Regions from separate parts of the Mus musculus genome. Here region 2 is linked to region 1. The links are chromatin loops, found by intact Hi-C in ENCODE. Cell type or tissue: heart. All regions are shown on one strand. Links, peaks and the distances in the headings refer to the core of each region. The heading gives the core; the rest is flanking DNA.

What was found. Hi-C counts contacts between places; a loop is a spot of excess contacts. Peaks named below come from ENCODE experiments on the same cell type or tissue, not always from the same donor. Only the 100,000 strongest peaks of a DNase experiment are listed, where the experiment ranks them.
Region 2: a loop joins it to region 1, with 2.0 times the contacts of the local background. A loop is called at or near these places in 4 of 42 quality-filtered maps.

The regions. Positions count from the first base shown.
Region 1 is chr2:28,636,594-28,641,964 of GRCm38, reverse strand. It overlaps Tsc1 (TSC complex subunit 1), which reads right to left and starts at 732. Exons shown (of 23, transcript NM_022887.4): 1 at 675-732. In heart, for the core only: a CTCF peak has its summit at 1,966 (motif pointing left); a DNase peak (open chromatin) is centred at 994; H3K4me3 peaks cover 2,349 bases; H3K27ac peaks cover 2,290 bases.
Region 2 is chr2:28,582,500-28,587,870 of GRCm38, reverse strand. Gtf3c5 (general transcription factor IIIC, polypeptide 5) reads left to right here and starts at 4,592. Exons shown (of 12, transcript NM_148928.3): 1 at 4,592-5,046. The coding sequence starts at 4,894. In heart, for the core only: a CTCF peak has its summit at 2,517; DNase peaks (open chromatin) are centred at 2,418, 4,610 and 4,900; H3K4me3 peaks cover 1,129 bases; H3K27ac peaks cover 1,599 bases; H3K27me3 peaks cover 173 bases.

The sequences.
Region 1 (5,371 bases), core at 73-5,072:
GGGACCGCAGGCAGTGGGTCCTCCAGGTCCTCAAATGAATGAATGAGCGTTCAGCAGTGGCTGGGCAGGTAGCTGTCGCTAACGAGCACCTCTGCCGACTTGGAGGTAACTGTCTTCCAGCATCAATTAAACACCCACAAGTACACCCAGAGCCAAGCACTCGGCCGTGCACACTCTCCCCGAGACGGCGGGCGCCGGGCAGCCTCCAGTGCCCACAGGCGGCCTTCATTCATTCTCCACCCCCAGCCCCGGCGGCTGCAGTAGAGGCTCGAGCCGCGACCCCACCCCCGGGTCCCCGTGCCGGGCCCGGGGTCTCTGACCTGCGCGGCGCACCCCCGCGGGAGCCTGTCACCGCAGCAAGCGAGGGGGGCGGGTTAGCGGGGCCACCTCGGGCCCGGAGCTGCAGCCAGCCATGCCATCGGACGGAGCAGGCCCGCCTCAGCTCCCCGGGGCCCCAGCAGCCCAAGCCGAGCCCTGCCGGAGCCAGCGCGCGATGAGGGCGAGGAAGAAGCTCCCCGAACCCCCTTCCCCGGACCCCCGACTCGGCTAACGCGCTCCGCAGCGCCCCACAGCGTGAGGTCACGCTGCCAGAGCTGCCCCGAAAAGCCCACAAGGAAAAGAAGGGGAAACACCCCCCGTACTCACCCACCGTCTCCTCCCCCTCAGCTGTTTACCTCACAGTCCCTCCAGCCTACAGGGCGCCGCCATCTTGGACGCGCAGCACCTCCCCCTGGCGTGAAGCGTCTCGAGCGGCGGGGGCCTCCGCTATGAAAAAGAGTCCCTATTCGGGTCTCTACTACGCTCCGAGCCTAATGCCAGATGGCCAGAGTCTCAGCCTCTCCAGACAGGACAGGATATACCACTTATGACGATACAAGCTGGCCGAGATAAATAAAACCGAAAGAGATTTTAATGTGGAGGCGGGGACGGCGGAAGGATCGTGAAGGTGGGAGCCCACTGAGAGATCTTGTGACTCTGAAGGAGGCCGAAAGAAGTCCCGGCGCAGAGGGCGGAGCCACGAGACCGGCCGAGGGGTGGGGTGGGGAGGGGCGGCCACGTGATGGTGACAGGAGGCGCGCGCTCGGAACAAGCACAGTCAAAAACAAGCTGGCAGGGCTAGGCTCAGTGGAGAGCGCTGGCCCTTTCGAGCCAGGTCCCTCTGTCTTTGGCACACCTGCCACCTTTGGGGTCTCCCTGTAGGCGTTCCTATTTCCAAATGAGCCTCTGGGATCCCCTTGGATGGACAGCCTGTCAATTGCAGCAAAAAGGATGGGGCTTTCCCCCACCACCACTTTTTCCTTTGCAGAAGAGTCTGTGGAGTGACATGTAGAGGCCAGCCTTAGTCAGAGGATGCAGTTTATGTTGTAAAGTCAGAATACCTTGATTTACTTGCATGCCATGACAAGGTGTCAAGTCTTTTCAAACCTTGCCGGCTGTGGTGCAAAGCTTTTTAGAGGGATATCAGAATGTATATAGTTTTCATTTGCTGTTATTTTCCTTATTTGTATTATTTTTTTAATTAATTATGTATTTATTAAGGTTTTCCAAGACAAAGTTTCTCTTTATGCTTTGCCCATCCTGGAACTTGCTCTGTAGCCCAGGCTGGCCTGGAAGTCAAGAGAGTCTTCTGCCTCTGCCTAGCTTTAAAGGTGCTAGCTTTAAAGGTGTTCACCGCCGCAGCTGCCCCAGCAGCCGCCGCCACAACCACCACCACCACCTGGCATTGTGTATTTTTTGTTTTGGTTTGTTGTTGCTGTATTTTGTTGTTTTTTGGTTTGGGTTGGAGTTTGGGGTTTTATTATACTTAAACTTATATAATAAGACCCAGTGAAAGATGATAAGCGGAAGCTAGAGAAATGGCCTTGCCGTTAAGAGCATTTGTTGCTCTTACAGAGGACCAGGGTTAGGTTCCCAGAACCCAAATGGCAGCAGCTCCCAACTACCTATAACTCCAGTTCGAGGAGATGGCGCCCTCGCCTGGCCTTCTTGGGAACTAGGACTTCTCTCCTAAGCATACATCCAGGAGGCTCTCCTTGTCCTTAAGATAATTGAGTTTGTGTACACTCACCCCCAAATTGTAGTCTTTCAAGTCGTGTGCATTGCACGTTGGATAAGCCAGGGAAATTATTAACAAATAAGTATTTTGTGTGTATTTAGTGGTTGCTTTGTATTGAGAGAAAAGCTTTGAGGTGTGATTAAATCGTAAACTCTGATTCTATTTGGGAAAAACAGGAAAAAAGGTGCACTTAATCTCTAGCTAAAACAGCGTAATTTTTCAACTTTTACCCTAAAATTATAATTTCAAGATGTTTAGACATACTGTATCTTGTGTTTGTGTACCCTCTCCCCAATATTATGGTTTATTCTTTAATGCCTTTTAATTTGGATATAATAGCTTGTACTTTAGATTTTGGTTGCTATCTTGCCAAAATAAGTGTTACTGTTTTTCAAGCTTGGCCCCCTTCCCCAATTGTCTTATTTAAAGAGAAAGTTAAACTCATTAAAAAAAATAATAATAATAATAATAATTGAGAGGAGGCAGAGGCGGGGCAGGCACCTTAATATAAATAAAACTCAAAGTACTTTAAAGTACCACAAGACTCAGTAGCACTGTGGAAATTCTATTTACTTCTGCGACAGGGTCTGAGTCTCTGCAGCCCAGGCTAGTTTTGAACTAGAGAATCTCTTGGCTCAGCCCTTCCCACTGCTTGGATTACAGAAGTGCGCTACTGTCCTAGTTTGCTTTCTGTTACTGTGATGAAGACCATGACCAAAAACAACGTAGGGAGGGAAACGTTTATTTCTTCTCACGGCTTGTAGTCCATCATGAAGAGAAGTCCTGGCAGGAACTCCAGACAGGGCCGTGGAGAAACAACGCTTCCTGGCTTGCTCCTTCATACAAAGCAGGACCACCTTCCCATACAAGACCCCACCCACAGTGGGCGGAGCCCTCAACCTCTGTTACAGGCCGATCTGATGGAGGCATTTTCTCAGCTGAGATGACCTCTTCCCAGATGATCCCAATTTAAGCTGAGTTGACCAAATAAACAACCTAGCCAGAACAGTTGCCTTCTCTCGGGTTGGATTTTACATAAAGGCTGATTTTTGTGAAATAGAAGTAGGAGAGGAGGCTGCAAAGAGAGTAAGATCCCAGACACGGGTGTTGAGGTTTATAAACCGCAGTAGTAAAGTGCGGCGAGAGCGAGCACCTCAACGGGCCCTGCCAAGATGTTTCCCCTGAAGAATCAGCCAGAAGACAGGCCTAATATTAAAAAGGTTTATTGATGGGATGGACCAGCCGGGGACACGTGAGGAGGAGGGGAAATGGAGAGGGGAGAATGGAGAGAGAAAAGGGAGGAGGGAAAGGTAAGGAGAGGTCTTCTTTTATGTCTGGCTCCTGGCTCGTACCTGGCGGGTGGAGACACAAACTGTTGCTAGGTAACTGTTGGGCGGAGCCTAGCGGAATTGCTAATACATGAAACAAGAACAAGGCCTTTTCAGCAAGAAAATTCTCGGTGAGTTATGGAAATAAGTTTGGAGACTTATTGGGTCCCAATTCAATACGGCCTGGAAGAAGAAAACAGGTGCTGAAGAACCACATAGTGAGTGGGGCTGACTGCATGTTGAAGCCCTAAATGGGTTTTGCTAAGACTACTGTTAGACTCCTGGTAGGGGTGCTCCGGGAGAAATAGAAAAATGCATTCTTTCTAGGCTCACTAGCTTTCTCCCTTATTTCCATCTCTCGTGGGTGTCCTTGGAGCAGTAAATGACCTTTTTAACATGAGGCCTTGAGCCACGCGGGCTTCCTAGAAAGGTAGCAATGATGCCGGGATGCCCCCGTTCTGCTATTGTCATAGAGGCAGGTGAGAGACATTGTAGATTCCAGACAGAGTTTGGATGCAGGTTTCCCATCATAGTAACTGGGCAAGCCTTAGTCTCCTCACATGCACAAGGAGTGGTGCCTAAAGGAGCGGGGACAAACCCAGGATGCCCTTAAAATATAGGCAGTGCACAGCCTCACTCGGCTATTGTCAAGTTTATTCAACCTGTGCCCACTGTGGACAGAACATCCATTTTGCACATTTCAGCTGCCCAAGCATAAGCCCCGGAGGAAAGGGAAGAGGAGGGCTTGGGGTTCTCTCAGCTTCGCTGGTGTATAAGCCATTTCACAAGAGCAGATTCTTGCCTTTATATTTGCGACAGTGTGAGGAGTCGAGTGCGCTCAGAGATTTCTGAGACCACCAGTGGCTGGGAGACTTACAGGGTTTAAGGAATGGGGGTTCCCCTCCTGGCCCTGCTTCCCTCAGCTTGCTGACCTCATGGGGATGGAATGTTCTCACAGGCAGATGGGAACTGTGAGGTGCTGAACTCAGGGATGTTGGAGAGGGGTCATAGCTAAGTGGTTACTGTTTATATAGTACCTGGAAGAAGAGTGGTAATTGCTGCCAGGATATGGATTCCAGGGACCCCAGAGGGGAGGCAAGAATACAGACAGATTGACAGCCTGGCCAGTAGCTGTTTTACCAATCCAGGCTCTTCAAAATTGATTGCACACAGCACCCTAGAGCCTCCCTGTGGCAGGGGCTCCCTAACCGTGGCCAGCGAGGGCAGATGGTGTTGATCTGATGCAGACTGTGGGCATCTGTCACTTTAGTCCACGTAGCATCTTCTCTCTTCTGAGGCTGTGAATTGCCCTCCCCCTTTCTACTTGTGGTAGTGGCCCGGGCCATCATAGCGCAGGCCATCAAGCATGGCTCAGGCCTCACCAAGGCAAGATTCCCATCTTCTAGCTAAGCTGACAGGCCCCTGTTTGAACATGTGACTGGAGCTTTTGTTTGGAACTTTCCTACCAGCACAACTGCCTTCTTCAACATGTAAAAGACCATCCCATATGGGCTTGTGGACTTTCCATTCCTTCATAGAAGGAGTGGGCAGAGAGGGTCCCTGGGTCCTCACCTGAACATCTAGTCACTCCTTCCAGCCAGTTATATGCAACTTACTCTAAGTGCACCTGGCTTGGGGTCTCAGAGACGAGATGGGCTAGAAAATATAACCTTGGAAGAGAATGAGAAGAGGGCTTTATCTAGAGGCACAGAGGAGCCGTCTTTCACACTGGGTACAGACTTTCTATTATGACTATTCTAGGGTTACACACGCTTCTTCCATAATCCCTAAGCCATGGACTCATAAGCCTTATAAACTCATTGGTTCACTACAGTGAAATTTGGTGGAGCCTAACCTTGGTTATTGAGACTCTAGAAGGGGTCTCTAGGAGGCATTGCTTTGTCTCCCACTCCCACCCCAAGGAGAAAATTCTTGTAAAGTCATTTAACCAACAAAAGTGCTTTCCTGGGTGTTTAAATACAAGCAT
Region 2 (5,371 bases), core at 372-5,371, 54 kb after region 1:
ACAGAGAATGTTAGAAATGTTTGCAAATGAGGGACGAGAAAGGAGGAGAAGAGAATGGATCTGAAAAGCATTTGTTCCTTTGATCACACTTAAGTAGACTAATGGAATAAAGTCTCTAAAAGAATCTATAAAAGATCTTCATGAATTTAGAGATAAAAGATTTCTTAGGACACCTTGAAATGAACTATAGCCACAAAAGAAAAAACAAGTTACATTTTAGTCAGACATTATACTAATTAAGTACTACAGAGTTTTGTCCCACAGAAGCCGAAACCCTCACCAAAAGCCAACAGTGAGCATGCTAGGGGCGTGGCTCAGCTGTAAAGTGCTTGCCTAGCCTGGTCCCCAGGACCGACCGCCAAACCGGGATTGCTGTTGAGGGAGAAAAGCTAAGGGTTTCTGGGGTTCTGGTCCAATGCAGATTTGATGCTTTAGACCCATGGTGGGGGTGTCTAGTGGGGCACAATCTGTTCCCTGAATGGCGAGGAAGTGGATGAGAGGAGGAGGAGGCTGGAACCCCACTAATCACCTCCCAGGGTGTATCTCCTAGAACACCTTCCACTGGACTCAAATCACTTCCCAGTAACAACAAGCTGGGGTCTTATCATTTAACAGGGGGCCTTGGAGTTGAGCACATCTTTAGTCCCAGACAAAGAGGCAGACAGATCTCTGTGAACTGGAGGCCAGGTCTACATAGTGAGTTTCAAGACATCCAGGGCTACACAGAGAGACCCTGTCTCAAAAACAAAACAAAACAAAACATAAATGAACATATAGCCTTGGGGGTTTTCCAGATTCAGACCACAGCAATGGAAGGGCAGAGAGCTTGTTACCTTGGTCTGTGCTTGGCTGTGCTTGGCTGCACTTGCTTTTTTTTGGTTTTGTTTTAGTTTTAGTTTAGTTTAGTTTTGTTTTTTTGAAGGCAGGGAGGAGATCGACTCTTCTTGCTGGCTGACCTCAGATTATAAAGCAAAGGATGACGTTGATCCTCTGACCTTCATCTTCATCTCCCAGTGTTGGGATTACAGATGTGCACCACCACACCTGGCTTACTTTTACATTGAATTTTTATTTATTAGATTTGCTATTTTATGTGTATGGGTGTTTCACCTGCTTGTGTGTCTGTGTGCCTTGTATGTGCCTGGAGCCCTTGGAAGTCAGAAGAGGGCACTGGATTCCTAAACCTGGTGCTGCACATGGTTGTGAGCCACTAGATGGATGATGGGAACTGAACCTGGGTCCTCTTCAAGAGCAGCAAGTACTCTTAGCTGAAGAACCACCTCTCCAGCCCCAATGTTTGTTTGTTTGTTTGGTAAGCAAGGAGTGTGAGAGCAGAGGTCTAACAGTTGGTTCTCTTCTTCCACTGAGTGGGTCTCCAGTGGAACTTTGATTGGCAAGACTTGCGTGGAAAGAAAGCCCTTGCCCATGGAGCCATCTTAGCCATCAAATAAGGCCTACCTTATTTTCTGAGACAGGGTCTTTCTGAGACTGTGTTTTGTATTCATGGCTGGTCAACAAAGCTGCTGAAATGACTTGTCTCTGCCCACGCCCAGTGCAAAGGTAACAGGTGAGTTTTGTTTTGTTTTTAACATGGATGCAGGGGGTCTGAACTCAGGACCTCATGTTTGTACTTCCCGAGGACTTTGCCCAGTGAGCCAGCTGATGGGATTTCCCACAGGATGGATTATGGCTCTGGAAGTCAAGAGGACTTCCATACCTTTGGTCCTGCACTTTCAGGTCACAACATCAGTAATTTGTCATGGACTTGGATGGGGCAAGTGTTCCTGGAAGCCATCCCTACAGAAAATGAGCATCAGTCATTTCTCTGCACACAGAAGTGACTGCAAGCCACACCCACACATCCTATTCTGTCTTACTGCATTCCCAGCTCACTCCCCCTCAGCCAAGCCCCCCATACTCCTCAGACTCCCAGCAAAGGGTGACCGAGGACAGCATGGCTGGAAAGGGACAGATGTACTAACCAAATGCAGTTTAAAACATGCTCCCACGTGAGCATAGTGATACAGAGCCTCCCAAGGCCTTCAGGAAGCCTATGTGTACTGAGGGGCTGTGCTGTTTACATTTCACTAGCTTTCCATATGTCTTGGCTAGGCAGCATTTTGGAAATATTTAACTAGGCAACATAAACTATATCTACGAACAAGCTCTGAAACCTGGTCTTGTTCATGGTTCCATTTTGCTTTGGAATGACAAGCTGACCGGGAAGGACAATGCCCAGTGACATGGTTTGTTCTTTTTGGAAGAGAAGCCTGTGAAAGACTCCATTGTCGGTCATTGTCATCCAATGATGAGACCCTGAACATGTGTATAAGTGGGCACAGATGGAGCAGATGGACAGCAAGAATACTGGCCCTGGGACTAGCATAAGCCTTTCAGGGGGCTCCTGAACTCAGGAGACCTCAGGCTTGAACTGGGGTTTCTTAGTGCAGCAACTTCTCCATCTTCCAGGATGTCATGACCACTTACCGCCAGCAGATGGAGGGCTTGCCCATGTGAATGTTCTGTCGCCATCTGATGGCCAAAAGGAAACATTACACTTCTCATCCAGTCCAAGGAGACTCAACGCCTAGCAAGGGAATATTAAAGAAAGCACCTACTATGTGCACTGTGGACTGACCTTGAGAATACAATGAGTTATACCGCATCTCTGTTGAAGCTCAGAAAAATATTTTCCAAAGATTTCCTTTTCACTAGTTGATAAAAGGCTAGTACTTTCCCCACTCCTGGTTCCTCCAAAGGCACACTGCCAACAATATTCAGCGTTCTGCAAAGCCCTGGATAGGAGTGTTATGCTGCTTGCCTGACGATGCTTTCCTGTGGATTTAGGCTCTGCTACACAGCCAGCATCCCCTTTCCATTGCCTTGGGTCATCTCAGGGGCTAGGACATCTGCCCTTCTCCAAGTCTATGTATCAGGAGCAGGACCTGAGATTTGCGAGCACATTTAGACAGCTAAGGCCCAGAACGTCCTTGGTCCTAGAGCAGTGGCTGAAGGGGTGTTGGTCACCAAACTAGTGCGCCCCAGTTCTGAGCCTTGTAAAATTCACCTTGTGTGCCAGGGCCTGTTGGAAAACTGAATCTGAAGAGGCTGGATGCAGAAAGATGGGTAAATGCCATGGGCTTGATTTTTCCTCAACGTTATCTTTTCTAGGTGTAATGGTAGGTGGGAGGGAGCCTAGAGATGGGACTCAACACCTTGAACAGTAAGCACCTCTTCCATCACTGAACAGCGTCTCAGCCTCCAATTCCTTTGCTAGTTGTTCTTGCTACTCAATGTGAGTTCTAGAAGGACAGGCTTTCTGATTCATCATCCACTCCCCACAGACCCAGGCATGCAGGAGACTGCATTTCCTAAATGCTAAATGTGTGGACACTGCTTTCATTAGCTGCCTGATCCTTTTGGCTCTTCTCAGCTTCCAGTCTGAAGGGTCTGATTAGATAGGTAAGTTTTTGTTTGTGAGGGTCTGTGCGCCAGATCTGGCTTGGATCCCAGGCAGGACCAAGTCTCTTTCTCTCAGAAGCTTGGCCTGAGGACCTCAGGTTGGTCCTTGTCTTTGTCTCCCCTCCTGCCCTTCTCCGTGGTTCCTGTTCACATACGGACATGCCTCTCTAGAATGAGATTGATTCAGTGTTCTGTGGCCACGTGTCGATCTAGGCCTGGATTGAATGAGTCATGAAAGTGTCGCCTCATTCATTCACTGGCTCACAACATCTTTAGTGAATGTATACTCTGTGTCTACCCCCGTGTTCAGGTCTGAGAGGTCCGCAGCAAAGCAATACTTACCTTTAGGAAGCTGCCAACACAGTAAAGCAAGGCCAGCATTAAGCAAATAAGGCTGTGCTCCCCGATGTGTGCGTCTGAGTGCCGAGTGCACCAAGGAAATCAGCAGACTAGGTTTAGGTTATCATGGTGGATCCCCAGGGGAGATAAAGCCTATACATAAACCTAAGTGATGAAGAGAAGCTGACAGCTAGGTGGTGGGGGGAAAGAGGGGTGAGGGTCCCGCTGAGAACAGGAACAACGTGAGATCGCTTTCTAAGATCATGTTTATATCATAAGGAGAAGAGATGACAGCTGAATATTGAGAGTGTTGCTACATTGGATGAGGGGTTTACCGAGGCTCCATGTAGCTTAGAAGCAGCTTTGTAGGTTCAGGAACCGAACTTCTTCTCATTCAGAGGTAGAAGCACCGAGTTCAGCAGACTTACCTATCTAATCAGACCCTCACAGAACCAACAGGTGAGTAGCCTATGTTGCAAATTTTGCTAAGCATGCTGTGCGTACATCCTAATATGGGATGCGATGTGCATCTAATATTTTACTGTCATCTCTGCAAGATGACAACAAAGGCTTTGAAGCTTGTGTATTAAACTCACAGAGGTGTGATGATAAGAAGTTATCAATTTGTTAATTTACAGTTGCACTCAGCCCTAAATACATGCACACAGGAGCAAGGCTAAGAGGACTCAGTGGACTGCTTTTTCTTTGACAGCCGAAAACCAGCTCAGGGATGAGAGGCGGGCCAGAGGACGCCTGGGGCACGTCTTCAAGCTCTCATTGGACGGGATATCCGGAAAAACCCGGTCGAATCCTGGCTTGTCTTGGTTGGGTCGGCTGGTGGGATACGCCCTCGTCTCGCCCCTTTGTCCAACCCTCTTCATTTTAAATTAAAAAGCCCCCAGTTCTGTGTGGTGTAGCAAAATAAACAGTTGCGGCGACGCACTTCTTCCTGGAGGCCTTCGAGTCTCCATGATTTAAGGAGACGAGAAAGGTAAGGAGGACCGGAACAATTCCTTCGCGGAACCTTTGAGGTGAGGCCTCGCGGAGCCATTTGAGAACGGACCGCGGCGGGCTGGAACCAGACTAGTAGGCATGGCGGCGGCGGAGCCGGATGCGGACCCGAAGGCCGCCATCCCTGTGGACCTGCGGCGGGAACGGCGCTTGGTGTGCGTGGAGTACCCGGGCGTAGTACGTAACGAGGCCAAGATGCTACAGACCCTGGGCGGCGAGGAAAGCGTCTCTCGAGTAAGGAGCTGGGAAACTCCGGGACCGCGGGAAAGGAATCGTGTCTACTGAATGGGCGGGACCACCGGGCGGGAGAGCGGTTTCCGTGGCAACGGAGAGTTTAGGCAAGCTCTAGGACCTGTTGTGAACTAGGCGGTATTTTCTTTCTGTCCCCAAATGTGAGTAGCATGCTTGGCATCTATCCCAGGACAGTGAGCTGCTCTGACCTTATTGCTCTCGGCAGAAAACCGAGGCACGGGAGGAAAGAGAACTTTTCCACCACCTGTAGTTGAAACTAAAAGTGACACAATTCGCCGGCGTTGTATTATGTGGTTAGCACGTACAA